Linked DNA regions of Homo sapiens: region 1 is linked to region 2. Evidence: read pairs that join two places in POLR2A ChIA-PET (ENCODE). Cell type or tissue: B cell. All regions are shown on one strand. Each heading gives the region's core, and the rest is flanking DNA. Links, peaks and the distances in the headings are about the cores only. Region 1 overlaps MTG1 (mitochondrial ribosome associated GTPase 1). Region 2 overlaps ZNF511-PRAP1 (ZNF511-PRAP1 readthrough).

Region 1 (4,219 bases), core at 220-4,219, 52 kb after region 2:
CCAGTGCTCACCTCGGCTGCTGCTTCCACAGGAACGGTGCTGGACCACCTGGTCGGGGAGGAGACCATGGCTGACTACCTGCTGTACACCCTCAACAAACACCAGCGCTTTGGGTGAGTGCAGTGAATGCAGGGCAGCTGGGGCCCCTCCTCCTAGTCACCTCATTTAAAAAAAAAAAACAAACAAAAAAACCCCCAGCATTATAAAGGTATTATAAACACGGTAACCTGCACATCGTTTAAAGCGTCCAGTTGGACAAGTTCGGGAGTATGGCTATACGTCTGTGAAAGCAACACACAATCAAGAAAACGAGCGTTCCCGTCACCCCCAGTCCCTGCTCCTCTTTCGTGAAATCAAGGAAACGAGCGTTCCCGTCACCCCCCATCCCTGCTCCTCCTTCGTGAAATCAAGGAAACGAGCGTTCCCGTCACCCCCAGTCCCTGCTCCTCCTTCGTGAAATCAAGGAAACGAGCGTTCCCGTCACCCCCAGTCCCTGCTCCTCCTTCGTGAAATCAAGGAAACGAGCGTTCCCGTCACCCCCAGTCCCTGCTCCTCCTTCGTGAAATCAAGGAAACGAGCGTTCCCGTCACCCCCAGTCCCTGCTCCTCCTTCGTGAAATCAAGGAAACGAGCGTTCCCGTCACCCCCAGTCCCTGCTCCTCCTTCGTGAAATCAAGGAAATGAGCGTTCCCGTCACCCCCAGTCCCTGCTCCTCCTTCGTGAAATCAAGGAAATGAGCGTTCCCGTCACCCCCAGTCCCTGTGCTCCTTCGTGATCACACCTTCCTGCCCCTCCCTGAGCCCAGGCAGCCGTCTACTGTCCCTGTAGGTTGCTTTGGGTTTTCTAGAATTCCACGTAGATGGAATCACACAGGATGTGCATTCTTGTTGATCTGTCACTCGGCACGATTGTTGTGTGATCCCCGTGTGTCGTCGTGTGTTGTCCGTCATTCATCCTTTTTGTTGCCAGGCGGTTTCAGTGTCCAGGTGCGCTGCAGTCTGTCCCTTCACCCGTTGATGGATATGTGGGTTGTTTGCAGGTTTTGGCTATTGCAGATAAAGCTGCTGTGAACATTCATGTACCGACAGGTCTTTGTGTAGATCCGGGCTTTCGTTTCCCTTGGGTTAATACCTAGGAGTAGAGTGGCTGGATCATAGGGGAGGCATATGTTTGAGTTTTTAAGAAACCGCCACATTGTTTTCCAAGGTAGTTACACTGTTTTATATGCTGGCAAGCAGGGAATGAGTCCTTCAGTTTCTCTAAGATCAGTCTTTAACTTTGGCCTGTCTGATGGGCGGGCGTGTAGGGGTGTCGCATAGCATTTCAATTTGCATTTCCCTGATGACAGGGACGTTGAGCATCTTCATGTGCTTATTTGTCATCCCTCTCTGGGGAAATGTCTGTTCAAATCCTTTTCCCTTTTTTTTTTTTTAACTGAGTTGTTTCTTTCCTTATTGCTAAGTTTTAATCTTTTTTTTTTTTTTTTTTTTGAGACAGGGTCTCAGTTACCCAGGCTGAAGTGCAGTGGTACAGTCTCAGCTCACTGCAGCCTGACCTCCTGGGCTCAAGCGATCCTCCCACTTCAGCCTCCCAAGTAGCTGAGACTACAGGCGTGTGCCACCACACATAGCTGATTTTTGTATTTTTTGTAGAGACAGGGTTTCCCCATGTTGCCCAGGCTGGTCTTGAACTCCTGGGCTCAAGGGATCTGCCCGCCTCAGCCTCCCAAAGCATTAGGATTATAGGCATGAGGCACCATGCCCAGCCTGTAACCTTTTTCTAATATATTCTGGATACAAGTCCTTAATCAGAGATACGGTTTGTAAATACTTTAAGTCTGTGCCTTGTCTTTTCAGCCCTCTTAACAGTGTTTTCCGAGGAGTAGAATTGTTAATTTTCATGCAGTCCAGTTTATCAGCTAGATCTTTTCCAGAGTACTCTTGTTGTCATATCTAAGAAATCTTTGCTTAAACCAGGGTCACAAGGGTTTCCTCATTGAAGATAGATGGTTTTAGGTTTTACATTTAGGGCTATGATCCTTTCTGATTTTTTGGTATATGGTACAAGCTGCAGATTGAAGTTCTTTTTTTTTTGCACATGGAGAACCAGTTGTTCCGGAAACATTTGTTGCAAAGACTGTCTTTTCTCCACTGAATTGTCTTTGCATCTTTGTCGCAAATCGGTTGTCCATATACGTGGGTCTGTTTGTGGACTCTAACTGTGTCACTTTTCTGTGTGACCGACCGTCTTGGTAACTGCTTCTAATTTAATATGAGATTTGAAATCAGGCAGTGCTGGTAGCCCCCACTCTTCTTTGTCAAAATTGCTTTGTCTTTTCCTGGTTCTTTGTATTCTCATGCATTTTTCAGTCACTTTGTCAGTTTCTACAAAAATCCCTATGTTTCTTGAGGCCGGGTGGCAGATTCCCCTGAATTTATAGGTCAGTCTGGGGAAGAATTGACAATATTGTAACACTGAGTCTCTGACCCGTGAATATAGTGTATCTCTTCATTTATTTAGGTCTTTAGTTTTTCTTTGCAGTGTTTTGTAGTTTACAGTGTTTTGTAAGATTTATATTGAACTCTTTTTTAAACTTTTAATGCTAAGATTTATCTTTTGATACAAAGTAGATGTTTTCAGGGTACCTATGATATTTTGATGCATTCATACAATGTGTAATGATCAGATCAGGGTAATTGGGATATCCATCATCCCAAACATTTATCTTCATGCTGGAAACATTTGAATTGCTCTCTTCTGGTATTTGAAATATCCTGTAGATTCCTGTTAACTGAAGTCACTCTACCGAACTATTCATTAATCAACCTCTGTCCATCCCCTCTTCCCCTCACCTCTGGTAATCACCAGTCTGCTCTCTGTCTTAATGAAGTCCACGTTTTTAGCTCCCACATTTGAGTTAGAACATGCATTATTTGTCTTTCTGTGCCTGTTTATTTCACTTAACAGAATGATCTCCAGTTCTGTTTGTATTACTGCAAATGACAAGATTTCGTCCTTTGTTATGGCTAATATTTCATTGTGTTTTATGTACCACATTTTCTGTATCCATCATCCTTTGATGGACACTTAGGTAGATTGCATATCTTGGCTATTGTGAGTAGTGCTGCCGTGAGCATGGGAGTGCAGTATTTCTTCAGTATATTGATTTCCATTCTTTTGGGTCTATACCCAGTAGTGGGATTGCTGGATCCTATGGCAGTTCTATTTGTAGTGTTTTGAAGAACCTCCATACTGTTTTCCATAGTAGCTGTACTAACTTACATTCCCACCAACAGTGTACGACAGCTCCCCTTTCTCTACATCCTCAACAGCATCTGCTATTCTCTGTGTTTTTTAATAAAAGCCATTTTAACTAGGGTGAGATGAAATCTCATTGTGGTTTTGATTTGCATTTCTCTGGTGATTAGTCATGTTGAGCATTTTTTCATACACTTGTTGGCCATTTGTATGTCTTCTTTTGAGAAATAATTATTCAGATCTTCTGTCCATTTTTAAATAGTTATGTGGTTTTTTTTGCTGTTGAGTTGAATTGCTTATATAATCTGGTTATTAATTCCTTGTTGAGTAGTTTGCAGATATTTTCTCCTATTCTGTAGATTATCTTGTCAGTGCTTTGATAGTTTCGTTTCTTGCTTCGGGTCTTGCCGTGCCGTCCAGGCTGAGTGCAGTGGTGCGATCACAGCTCACTGCAGCCTCGAACTCTTGGGCTCAAGAGATCCTCCTGCCTCAGCCTCCCAAGTAGCTGGGATTATAGGCACGTACCACCATGCCTGGCTTGCTGATTGTTTCCTTTGCTGTGCAGAAGCTTTTCAGCTTGATGTAAATTTTTTTACATTTGCCTATTATTATTATTATTATTTTTGCTTTTGTTGCCTGTGCTTTTGAGGTCTTATACAAAAAAAATCTGGCCCAGACCAATTTCCAGAAGCGTTTCCCTTACGTTTTCTTCTAGCAGTTTTGAAGTTTCAGGTCTTAGATTTAAGTCTTTTTTTTTTTTTTTTTTGAGAAGGAGTCTCACTGTGTCACCCAGGCTGGAGTGCAGTGGCACGATCTCGGCTCGCTGCAACCCCTGCTTCCTGGGTTCAAGCAGTTCTCTGCCTCAGCCTCCCAAGTAGCTGGGACTACAGGTGCCCGCCACCATACCTGGCTAAGTTTTGTATTTTTAGTAGAGATGGGGTTTCACCATCTTGGCCAGGCTG
Region 2 (4,515 bases), core at 78-4,077:
TGGAACAGGTGATCCCAGATGAACCCATGTGACCCAGGTGGAGGAGGGCCCGGATGACACCCCTTGATACTCACCTGGGCCTTGAAGGCCAGAGGTGACTCCATGTGCTAGTGGCTCAGCTGCACTGTCTGTGCTGACAGTGGTGTCCTCAGCCGGGACTATGCCTGGGGACGGGCCCTGTTCCCTGGCCCATGTCAAGGCCACACAGTCTTGCACACCTGGGATGGATCGGGAGGAAGGAGGCCCACGCCTTCCTTGACTGGAGACGCAGGAGCATGGGCACAGCCCCCCCACGGTGCTGGTCCTCCCCTGGAGCCACTGGTCCTCCCCTGGGGTCACCTGCTTTGCTCTCCTGTCTGTCCTTTGCCCCACTGAGGATGGCTGGGCTCAGAGCAGCTGACAACTAAGGTTGGCTGGGCTCAGAGCAGCTGACAACTAAGGTTAGCTGGGCTCAGAGCGGCTGACCGCGTTCTCTCGGCACCAGCCAGGAAGGGGTGGTGCAGACACAGACCCAACCAGTCACTGCAGAAAACAGCCAGTGCATTGACGGCCAGGGTTGGGAGTGCTAGGTCAGGGATACGGTGCCAGGTTACATCCCAGTCCTGTGCTGCCCCAGACCCGGCCAGAATTCCAGGCCAGCTGGTCATCTGGGCACAGGCCGGCAACCTCAATCCCGGCTTGCAATCCCAACACCCGAGAGTGGCTTGCCCACTAGAGACGCTCGAGCTGTGCTGAGCTGGCCCTGCCCCCACCCCCTGCAGCCACCTCCACCCCATGCAGCCCCAGGTGGGCCTCGGAGCAACCTCTCCCCAGGTGTCCTCCACCCGCGTGGACTGTGGCCCAGCCCACACCTGTGACTCTCCCCCAGGTCCCTATCAAGATGCAAGTCAAACACTGGCCCTCAGAGCAGGACCCAGAGAAGTAAGTCCCCCCAACCCCACCTCCCCACCACCCATTCCCTGAAGCTACAGCCCGTTCTGCTGGGCCCTTCCTGAACCTGGAGAGCACGGGGCAGATGCAGAGAGGAGCCCTGTCCAGCAGCTTTTGGAAGGAGGGGGCACTCCAGCCTCATGGGCATCTGTCAACAGCGCCCCATGCAGGGAGAAGAGAGCACAGCCGGAGGGCTTGGGGCTCCACGGTGTCTCCCTACTCAGCTTCCCCACAGCCTCCAGGGCAGCTTGTGCTCCACGGCTGGTGGCTGTAGCTGGGGCGGCTCAGTCTTGGATCCTGAGGTTCCCCACATCCTTGCCCTTGGGACACTGCTCAACCAAGGCTCTGACCACTGCTCCCCACGCAGCCACCCAGGGACGTGGTGTGGAAGCCTGGCCGGGAGCACTGGGGGCCACTCATCACTGGCTCTTGAGAGAGAGGCTTGTCCTGGGGCTGCTGGTGGTGGGGCTGGAGTGGCTGCCCTGGGATGGTGGGCACCCTCCTGCGGGGGGTTCTGTCCACCTCCCCCACCTGCATGTGGACCTGACCAAACTGTGCCAGCAGGGCCTGGGGCGCCCGTGTGGTGGAGCCTCCGGAGAAGGACGACCAGCTGGTGGTGCTGTTCCCTGTCCAGAAGCCGAAACTCTTGACCACCGAGGAGAAGCCACGAGGTCAGGGCAGGGGCCCCATCCTTCCAGGTGGGCACAAGGTCACAGCAGCAGAGTCCGCTCGTGGGGTTGACTTGGACAGACCAAGGGTCTCGGGAAAGAAACTGAGACTATACCTTCATGTGCTTGTCCCTAGGCACCAAGGCCTGGATGGAGACCGAGGACACCCTGGGCCATGTCCTGAGTCCCGAGCCCGACCATGACAGCCTGTACCACCCTCCGCCTGAGGAGGACCAGGGCGAGGAGAGGCCCCGGTTGTGGGTGATGCCAAATCACCAGGTGCTCCTGGGACCGGAGGAAGACCAAGACCACATCTACCACCCCCAGTAGGGCTCCAGGGGCCATCACTGCCCCCGCCCTGTCCCAAGGCCCAGGCTGTTGGGACTGGGACCCTCCCTACCCTGCCCCAGCTAGACAAATAAACCCCAGCAGGCCGGGCGCGGTGGCTCACCTCTGTAATCCCAGCACTTTTAGAGGCCGAGGCAGGCGGATCACCTGAAATCAGGAGTTCCAGACCAGCCTGGGCAACATGGTGAAACCCCGTCTCTACTAAAAATACAAAAATTAGCCGGGTATGGTGCCGGGTGCCTGTAATCCCAGCTACTTGAGAGGCTGAGGCAGGAGAATCGCTTGAATCTGGGAGGCGGAGGTTGCATTGAGCTGAGATCGTGCCATTGCACTCCAGGCTGGGCGACAGAGCAAGACTCCATCTCAATCGATCAATCAATCAATCAATCAACCCCTGCAAACAGGTGGGAGGCCACATGCCCCAGAAGACCGATGACCGGGGCCCAGCCTGCCCTGCCTAGGAGAATCAAGGGCTGCACAAGGCCCAGGTGACCCTTGGCTCCCAGAAGGTTGCACTACCCCCAGGCCCTCCTCCTTGTATACCGGGATGGTGAGGGGTGTGGCAGCAGTTAGGGGATGGGACCAGAGGGCACCCTGGGACCAGTCTCAGCTGAGAAACAGAACCCACCCTGGGCTCCCTACAGCAGGAGCCTGAGACAGGGTCGGGGAGGAGGGTGGCCGAGTGCCTGGGGCTCAGGGCCCAGCTGAACGGACGTGCATGTGCTCAGGTGGAAAGTGCACAGGTCTCAGGTGAGGGCGGGTAGACCCAGGCCCAGGACATGGCCTTTCTGCCCTCCTGACGTTCTGTGCAGCTCCCACTCTGGGTGCCCATCCTGTCCTCCTGGCCCAGCAGGCCCAATGCTGCAGCGCAGGTCCAGGCTGCTGGAGTCACTCACACACCGCATGTGTCCTGGGCACATGCAAATGTGGGCGGGGTTCCTGCGTGGCAGTCTCATCCCTATGGTGAGAGAGAAGCACCTGGTGCCAAGCCCGGGGCTGAGCCACACACATTTGCCAGCTCCAGCAGCTAAGACAGAACGGAGCAAGGGAGAGAGGCCACCCGTCCCTCATCCTGCCGTGTTCAGCCCTCGTGTGGCCACTCAGGGGGCTGAGGGTTTGCCCAGGTGTGGAAGAGCTCCTTGCACCGCCAGCAAATCCCCGCTCTCCCAGGACACCAACGGCTGAGAGTAACTGCCCAAGGGTGCCCCACGGTGTCCCACAATGTAAGAGCTGTTACCCTGGCTTATGGATGAGCTGGAGAGGCCAGTGACCTTTGAGGTTCTGTCCTAAAAGGGCCAGAGATGGGCTGCCAGCTTCTCCCTTGGCAGCCTCCCCTGTCATCCTGATAAGAACATGGGGTAGGAGGGCATTGAGGGATCAACACGCTCAGGGCTGAGATTTGGGCAACTCCTTCCCCACTCCCTGAGCCCCAGGCAGGTAGAAGACCCTGGATCTCTGAGTTGCAGGAGGGTCTTGCCCTAGGCAGCCCAAGCTGGTGTTTGTGGCTTTTTTTTTTTTTTTAAAGCTATCTTGATTTTATTTTGTTTTGCCCATTACTTTGTTTTTTCTCGTGATTTTACTTAGTTTGCTCATATATGGCTTCATTTATATAACATGCTAGAGAGGGCACACTAACCCCAGAGGCTCATCTGTGGGGCTGAGCCTGGGGATGGGCGAGGGTGTGTGCAACCAGCTCGTACACCGCTGATGTTAGGCCACGACGCGGCCATCGGGTCTAGAGATGAGCAGTGATTGGCCAGGCAAGTGCGAGGCCCCTGGGGCCAAGGCTGACCACTAGTGAGCACAGAGAAAGCCTTGGCTACCATCTGGGAGCAGCAGGCGGACAGGACCCCAAAGTCTGCAGCCAAGCCCAGACAGGGTCCCTTCCCCAGATTTGGAGCCACATCTCAGCCGGGGTGGGCTTGCCTGCACCCCCAAGGTTCTCCTGCGGTCTGGAGTGGGGGTCTGGAACCCTGGGACTTGCCCCCTCGAGCCCCGGGGACACCAGCCCCAGGCCCTGGGGGAAGCCCCTGTCATCCCCACTCCTGCCCTTGGTCCCTCAAACTCCAGCCCTGCCCCATCTTCTTCCTGTACCTGTCACTGCAGCAAGTTCTGGGGAGCAAGACGAGGGTCCGGACAGTGGCTGGTGGTTATTCTTCCCCATCCTTGGGGACCAGTCCAAGCATCCCATGGGCAAGCCTCCCAGGCACCCCCTTTCAGGAACCCCCTGCATCCCACCTCTGCCTGGCACTGGACTCCAAATGACCTCGTGTCCTTTACCTCCCCTGCCTGCCAGGGCAAGTGAGGCTTTCAGCGGGAGGCCACCTATGCCACAGGCATAGGGCATGGCCCACACCGAGGCCTCTCCAGCCGACAGTTCCTCCCGAAGCGTCCAGGCCAGCCCCTGCCACCTGCCCTCCTGCGGGTGGAAGGAATGGACCCCGGTGAAGAACCCCCTTGGTGTCCACAGCCCAGGGGCTATGGCAGAAGTCCCCACCCCTCTCAAGGCCTCCAGGGCAGCCACTGCCCCCACTCCAGCCCTTGGTGTCCCCAGGGCACCAGGCACCCC

What was found. Peaks named below come from ENCODE experiments on the same cell type or tissue, not always from the same donor. Only the 100,000 strongest peaks of a DNase experiment are listed, where the experiment ranks them.
Region 1: POLR2A ChIA-PET joins it to region 2 with 7 read pairs; 11 of 35 experiments call an interaction of 5 or more read pairs at or near these places.

What each region holds. Positions count from the first base shown.
Region 1 is chr10:133,402,661-133,406,879 of GRCh38, forward strand. It overlaps MTG1 (mitochondrial ribosome associated GTPase 1), which reads left to right. Exons shown (of 11, transcript NM_138384.4): 9 at 32-113. Among named protein-coding and RNA genes, the nearest start is that of MTG1, 11 kb to the left of the region's middle. In B cell, for the core only: no CTCF peak of the experiment used is centred there; no DNase peak of the experiment used is centred there; H3K27ac peaks cover 402 bases.
Region 2 is chr10:133,350,513-133,355,027 of GRCh38, forward strand. ZNF511-PRAP1 (ZNF511-PRAP1 readthrough) reads left to right here. Exons shown (of 9, transcript NM_001396060.1): 7 at 869-921; 8 at 1,495-1,628; 9 at 1,735-2,171. The coding sequence ends at 1,928. It overlaps PRAP1 (proline rich acidic protein 1), which reads left to right. Exons shown (of 5, transcript NM_145202.5): 3 at 869-921; 4 at 1,495-1,628; 5 at 1,735-2,171. The coding sequence ends at 1,928. It also overlaps a transcript of FUOM not described here. Among named protein-coding and RNA genes, the nearest start is that of FUOM, 5.2 kb to the right of the region's middle. In B cell, for the core only: no CTCF peak of the experiment used is centred there; no DNase peak of the experiment used is centred there; H3K27me3 peaks cover 505 bases.